Regions from separate parts of the Homo sapiens genome. Here region 1 is linked to region 2. A link is a contact called in ENCODE Hi-C or POLR2A ChIA-PET data. All regions are on one chromosome and are shown on one strand. Each heading gives the region's core, a stretch centred on a gene start or an enhancer-like site at or near the end of the contact. The rest is flanking DNA. Distances are from core to core; before and after follow the strand shown.

What was found. Hi-C counts contacts between places; a loop is a spot of excess contacts on that map. ChIA-PET counts read pairs that join two places held with the same protein, here RNA polymerase II (POLR2A). Pooled maps may share reads with other maps.
Region 1: a pooled map shows a loop between it and region 2 (5-fold over the local background). The contact joins the enhancer-like site here to the promoter of TXNDC11 in region 2. A Hi-C loop is called at or near these places in 6 of 50 pooled maps. POLR2A ChIA-PET finds 5 or more read pairs at or near these places in 2 of 52 experiments (activated T-cell and endothelial cell of umbilical vein).

What each region holds. Positions count from the first base shown.
Region 1 is chr16:11,222,527-11,226,020 of GRCh38, reverse strand. LOC107984859 (a long non-coding RNA gene) reads right to left here. Exons shown (of 4, transcript XR_007064984.1): 3 at 1,897-1,920; 4 at 1,057-1,799. Among named protein-coding and RNA genes, the nearest start is that of SOCS1, 32 kb to the left of the region's middle. RefSeq lists enhancers at 1-526, 957-1,036, 1,517-1,566. Within about 2 kb of position 1,705, at least 20 of the 41 ENCODE cell types and tissues checked have a DNase peak (open chromatin) inside an H3K27ac peak, as active enhancers do.
Region 2 is chr16:11,741,198-11,744,340 of GRCh38, reverse strand. TXNDC11 (thioredoxin domain containing 11) reads left to right here and starts at 1,484. Exons shown (of 12, transcript NM_015914.7): 1 at 1,484-1,864. The coding sequence starts at 1,611. TXNDC11-AS1 (TXNDC11 antisense RNA 1) reads right to left here and starts at 1,327. Exons shown (of 1, transcript NR_186412.1): 1 at 1-1,327. RefSeq lists silencers at 982-1,504, 1,367-2,036.

The DNA.
Region 1 (3,494 bases), core at 456-2,955, 520 kb after region 2:
CTCAGCATCTCAACCCACGAGAGCCTGGATGTGGCGGTCCCATGGCGGGAGAGGGGGCCTGTGCCCCCACCAGGTGCCCAGTCTCGAGTCAGGATGAGACTCCTGGAGGGTCCCCTGGGAGTCTCCACTGGCAGCACCCCCTCCCCACATCCCCGCAAGGTGGGCATGAGCAGCATTCCCTCTTCAGATGAGGATGTGAGGCTCAGAGGGAAGAGGCGGGCCCGGTCACGTGGCCATGGAAGGATGGGGGGATCTGATCCCAGACCTTTCTACAGCCTGCATTTGGCCTTCTCCATGGCTTTGGGGCAGAGCCAGGGCCGGCCACCACGGAGAGGAGCAGACAGAAACCCAGGGCGGGCAACGGGGAGGTCTCAGGCTGGATGGTGGGGAACCACCGAGGCAGGAAGACGCAGAGCAGAAAGTGAAAGGAACCAGAGGCCTAGAATAGCTGCGGGTGACAGAGCCAGGGGACTACAGACGCTGCCAATAAGAGAAACCAGGCGGCCCACGGAGGGGCGGGGCACCCACTCCTCAGAGAGGCGGCCCCTAGCTGAGGAGGCCCATGGCCAGGTCCCTGCTAACCCGGGCAGCCCCCGCTTGGCTTGGCAGCCTGGGTGGATGCCCAAACTGTGGGAATGGAATTGGGGTGAAGGGCTGTCTTGGGGCAGAGAGGGGCCCACTTCTAACTTTAGGCCGACCTCTGCATCATTTGGATCAATCACCATGAGCTTATAAGATCTGGGACCTGCAAAGCTCATCAAACAGTGCAGCTGGTGAAGCGGGGGCCGTGCCGTGAAGACAAGCCTGTTGGTTAACATCTCCTAGTGGCTGTCGATGTCTGTCTCCGGTGGCAGTTCCCTGCTGTGGTTATGCTGCAGGCTCCAGAGCCAGGCGGCTGGGGTTCAATCCGGGCTTGGCCTCTTGCTGGCTGTGTGACCTTGGGCAAGTCACTTCACTTCTCTGGGCCTCTGTGACTAATATCACTGACTTCACGGGGGTGTCCTGAGGATTAGCTGAATGAGTATAAGTGAAGCACATGGAACAGCTCAGAGAAAGTGCCTCATAAACAGCTTTTATTATCCACTGTCTCCATACACTGTATAGACACACACACACACACACACACACACACACGGGGAAAGTCCCTCCAGGATGTGCACAGGGACTCTTTTTTTTTGTTCACTTCTGTGTCTTCAGGGCCTAGAACAGTGGCTGGCACACAGCGGGTGCTCAATAAATGTTTGTGGAATGGAAGGAGCAGGGGAAGGAGGCGGGGAGGGAAGGAAGGGATGGGAGCGAACAGAAAGTCGGCTATTGCCCAGCGTGGGGCATTGATTCTGTTGCTGTGTTTCATTCCCCTATCACATTGCCATGCACCGCTTTGGTTAATTGAAAAACACTTGTCTTCAAGGAGAGCCAGCAACAGAGCAGGGAGGTGGCTTGCAAGCTGTGATGGTCTTTCAGTTCAGGCTGGCCCCAAGACACCCCCACCATGGCCTGCTAAGATCCCCAGAGACCCCCCTCTCCCGGGCCAGGGCCGGCGGTGGCAGCTGTGCGGCGTGTGGGCAGCTAGAGAGGTGACAGGAAGCTCAGCAGGACAGGCTGTTCCCAGCCTACCAAGAACCTCGAGGCGAGAGGACAGGCTGTTCAGGGCTGAGATCTGCATGCTCCCAGCCCCTCCCGCCCAGGGGAAGTGTCACCAGCATCCAGGGCGGGGACCTCTGCCCTGGCCTGGAGATCTTGTTGCTCTTCTGATCTCTGTGAGGAACTCGGCCCGCTTGCTTTCCAGGAACTGCCTCCTGCAACCGGCGGGCAGATGGTTCACAGGGAAGGCCCGGGGGCCCAGCCCTGCCTACCTCGCACCCTGCGCTGGGCTGCTTCGGACATGCCACTCACCTCTCTGGGCCTCAGCTTCCCCACCTGCAAAACAGAGAAAATAGGGCACCACATGTAGGCATACTGTGAAGATTCAGAGCAAAGTTCAACTTTTTTTGTTTTACCATTAATTACTTTATTTATTTATTTTTATTTATTTATTTTCCTGAGATGGAGTCTCACCTGTCCCCCAGGCTGGAGTGCAGTGGCGTCATCTTGGCTCACTGCAACCTCCACCTCCAGGGTTCAAACCATTCTCCTGCCTCAGCCTCCCGAGTAGCTGAAATTACAGGTGCATGCCAACACGCCTGGCTAATTTTTGTATTTTTAGTAGAGATGGGGTTTCACCATGTTGGCCAGGCTGGTCTCGAACTCCTGACCTCAGGTGATCTGCCCGCTTCGGCCTCCCAAAGTGCTGGGATTACAGGCATGAGCCACTGCACCCAGCCCCATTAATTACTTTAAAACAAATGGTGGCATCTAGGCACAGTGGCTCATGCCTGTAATCCTAGAATTTCGCAAGGCTGAGGTGGAAGAATTGCTTCAGGTCAGGAGTTTGAGACCAGCCTAGTCAACGTGGTGAAACCCCATCTCTACTAAAAATACAATAATTAGCTGGGTGTGGTGGCACACACCTGTAATTCCAGCTACTCGGGAGGCTGAGGCATGAAAATAGCTTGAACCTGGGAGGCAGAGGTTGCAGTGAGCTGAGATCATGCCACTGCACTTAAGTCTGGGTGACAGAGTGAGAATCTGTCTCCAAAAAAGAAAGAAAGAAAGAAAAAGGTGGTAAAATACACATCACATAAAAATCACCAATTTAAAGTACAGTTAGGTAGCATTTAGTACGTTCACAGTGTTATATAACCATCAGTCTAGTTCCAGAATGTTTTCCCCACCCTAAAATACAACCCCATATTCATAGCAGTCACCCGCCCAACCGCCCTTGTCCCAGCCCCTGGTAAACCCTAATCTATCTTTCTTTCTTTCTTTCTTTCTTTCTTTCTTTCTTTCTTTCTTTCTTTCTTTCTTTCTTTCTTTCTTTCTTTTTCTCTTTCTTTCTTTTTCTTTCCTTTCTTTCTTTCTTTCTTTTTCTTTCTTTCTTTCCTTTCTTTCTTTTCTTTCTTTTTCTTTTCTTTCTTTCTTTCTTTTCTTTGTTTCTTTCTTTCTTTCTTTCTTTCTTCCTTCCTTCCTTCTTTCCTTCCTTCCTTAATTCCTTCCTTCCTTCCTTCCTTCCTTCTCTCTCTCTCTCTCTTTCTTTTTTTGAGACAGATTCTCGCTTTGTCGCCCAGGCTGGAATGCAGTGGCGCCGTCTCAGCTCACTGCAAGCTCCATCTCCCAGGTTCACGCCATTCTCCTGCCTCAGCCTCCCGAGTAGCTGGGACTAAAGGGGCCCGTCACCACGCCCGGCTAATTTTTTGTATTTTTTAGTAGAGACGGGGTTTCACCGTGTTAGCCAGGATGGTCTCGATCTCCTGACCTTGTGATCCACCCGCCTTGGCCTCCCAAAGTGCTGGGATTACAGGCGTGAGCCACCGTGCCCGGCCAACCCTAATCCACTTTCTTCTTCTGTGGATTTGCCTATTCTGGACATTTCATATAAATGGAATCATACAGTA
Region 2 (3,143 bases), core at 235-2,734:
TGTAACATAGATAATAAGGGTAATAATAACACAAAACAGAGATGAGGGACAAGTTAAAAATAAAGGAATTAATGTTATACGAGAAAATAGCTACTTTCTACAAAATAAGGCAGTATAGAAGAAACAAAAAGATGTGACAGGTGGGCGCAGTGACTCATGCTTTTACATAATCCTAACGCTTTGGGAGGTCGAAGGGGGAAGATCGCTTGAGCCCAGGAGTTCAAGACCAGCCTAGGCAACATGGAGAGACCTTGTCTCCACAAAAAAAAAAAATTAGCTGGGCGTAGTCGCACACATCTGTGTTGCCTACTACTTGGGAGGCTGACGGGGGTGGATCGCTTGAGCTGGGGTTGTCAAGGCTTCAGTGTGCTATGATTGCGCCATTGCACTCCAGCCTGGGTGACACAAGACCCTGTATCAAAAAACAACCAAAAAAAAAAAAAAAGTGACATATAGAAAAGAAATAGCAAAATGGTCGGTGTACATGAACTCACAACATGTTGGGCCTGGGTGGTTGACACATTAAATGTCTGGCCAATTGAGCAAGACAGCCATTGATTGCCCCATTCTACATCCACAGAAGCAGAACCAGACAGGAAGTGATGAGATTTGCACGTGGGTCACATAGCTGACCTGTGGCAGAGGTGGCGTCTCAGCTACTGGCCGTTAGCTGTGCCTTCTGTTTGTGGCATAACACCATATTGCCTTAATGCCCTCGAAGTTTTATTTGTCTAGTTTGTTGTTATTGACATTGGAGGACAAGTCCTTTTTTTTTTTTTGAGACAAGAGTCTCTCTCTCTCTCTCCCCCAGACGGGAGTGCAGTGGCGCCATCTCCACTCACTGCAACCTCCGCCTCCAGGGTTCAAGCAATTCTCTGCCTCAGCCTCCCAAGCAGCTAGGATTACAGGCGCCCGCCACCACGCCCGGCTAATATATTTGTATTTTTAGTAGAGACGAGGTTTCACCATGTTGGCCAGGCTGGTCTTGAACGCCTGGTCTCATGTAATCTGCCCGCCTTGGCCTCCCAACGTGCTGGGATTACAGGCTTGAGCCACCGCGCCCGGCCGTGTTTTTTTTTTCTTCAGTTAAGTTGGGATAAAAAACGGCACCTACGTGCTTCGGGGCCTGTAGTGAGAATGGTGGACACGATTATTGTCGTTACGGCTCCTAAAACCCAGCGCGGCGAGAGCAGACTACAGCGGTGTCAAGGTTCCAAGTATTCCCCGCGGGCCTTATCCCAAGGGAGCAGCTTCTCCACGCCCCGCGACGGCGCCTGCGCAGACTCCGTGAGCGGGGTCGTGACCGGTGGGGCCAAGACTGGGCTGCGGGCGGGGAAGGCTTCCGTGCATTTACGTAGGGTGCAGGGCGTGGCCCGTTGGGGGCGGGGATTTGGGCGGTGTCGGTGCCCGCCCGGACTCCGTGAGCGGTGGGCGGAGCTGCGTGCTCTGGGGTGTGAGGTGGGGCGGACCCCGCGGCGGCGGCGCGGCTGACGTGGAGCGTCCGGGTTAGCGGGTGCGGCGAGCTGCGGGATTGGGGAGCAACGGGCCGGGCCGGGCCTTCGGGCCCGAGGCGGCGGCGGCGGTATAAAGCCGGCGACTGGGAGCATGTAATGTCGGAATGCGGAGGCCGCGGCGGCGGCAGCAGCAGCAGCGAGGACGCCGAGGACGAGGGAGGGGGCGGCGGCGGCCCCGCGGGCTCAGACTGCCTCAGCTCGAGCCCGACCCTGGCCACAGCGTCCTCGGCGGGCCGGCTCCGTCGCGGGCTGCGTGGCGCCTTCCTCATGGCGCGCCAGCGGCCGGAGCTGCTCTGCGGGGCCGTGGCGCTCGGCTGCGCGCTGCTCCTCGCCCTCAAGTTCACCTGCAGGTGAGGCGGCCCGGACCCTGGGGCCCCGCTAGGGCGCTCCCCTTGCTCTGCCGCCTGGAGCCTGCAGGGCCGGGTCGCAGCGGCCTCAGCCGGGGAAGTCGGGCCTGACCTTGCCCAGGACGGCTGACCCCTCCCGGAACCTGCGGCCACGGCTTCCCACCTTCTCCTCGCCCCGGCCCGCCCGCGGACATTATGGCGAGGCTTCCGGGTGGAGCCCTGCGCCCTATCGTCCCGCTTTAGTGCCGAGGGAGGCGGGTCGGGGGTGCTCCTCACCTGTTGGAGTCACTAGGGGTGGACCTGTCACTTCGGCCCGGGCTGTAGGACCCTCATTTCTCACCGATTTCATTCCCCTTAAGCTTCAGGTGTAGTGATCCACAACCTTGCGAGAGTTCCAGACCCCTTTTAGAATTCCCGCACTCATTGATCTAACGATTATTTTTATTTTGAGACGGAGTCACGCATTGTGTCCCAGGCAGGAGTGCAGTGGCGCGATCTCGGCTCACTGAAACCTCCGCCTCCCGGGTTCAAGGGGTTCTTCTGCCTCAGCTCCTGAGTAGCTCGGATTACAGGCGCGCGCCACCACGCCTGGCTAATTTTTGTATTTTTAGTAGAGACAGAGTTTCACCACGTTGGCCAGGCTGGTCTCGAACTCCTGACCTCACGTGATCCACCCGTCTCGGCCTCCCAAAGTGCTGGGATTACAGGCGAGAGCCCCGCACCCGGCCTGATCTAACGATTATTTATCTGCACCTACTATGTGCCGGACGCTCGTCCGGGTGAACTTTTTGCTCCCTTGAGTGGATGGGACAGTGAACAAGTAAATATAATTTTTTAAAGCTTCAGTGCTATGCAGGGCATAGAAACGATGGCGGTGGGGAAAGACTTCCTAAGGAAGTGACATTTGAAGCTTATACAAAAAGGAGAAGGGACCAGCGCTGGGAAGATCCCGGGGGAGCGTGTCCACGGTAGAGCGAACAGCAAATGCAGAGTTTCTGAGGCTGGGCAAGCTTGGTGTTTCCCTGGAATTGATAAAAAGGCCTGACAGTAGGCTGGGGTGTAGGGGGTAGGAACATGAAAGTTCATGTGTGTCTTTTCAGGAATGTACACACATACAAAATTTGCTGTATATTTCAGGTGTACTTCTGGTCTCCCAAATCCACAGTGGGTCTTTTGGGATTCCAGTTTATAAGATCTGTATTGCTACTATGATATCTGTGATTTCACCTCGGAACATTTTTGAGTTTATTTAGCACGATATGTGGCCAGTTGTCAAAGAGGT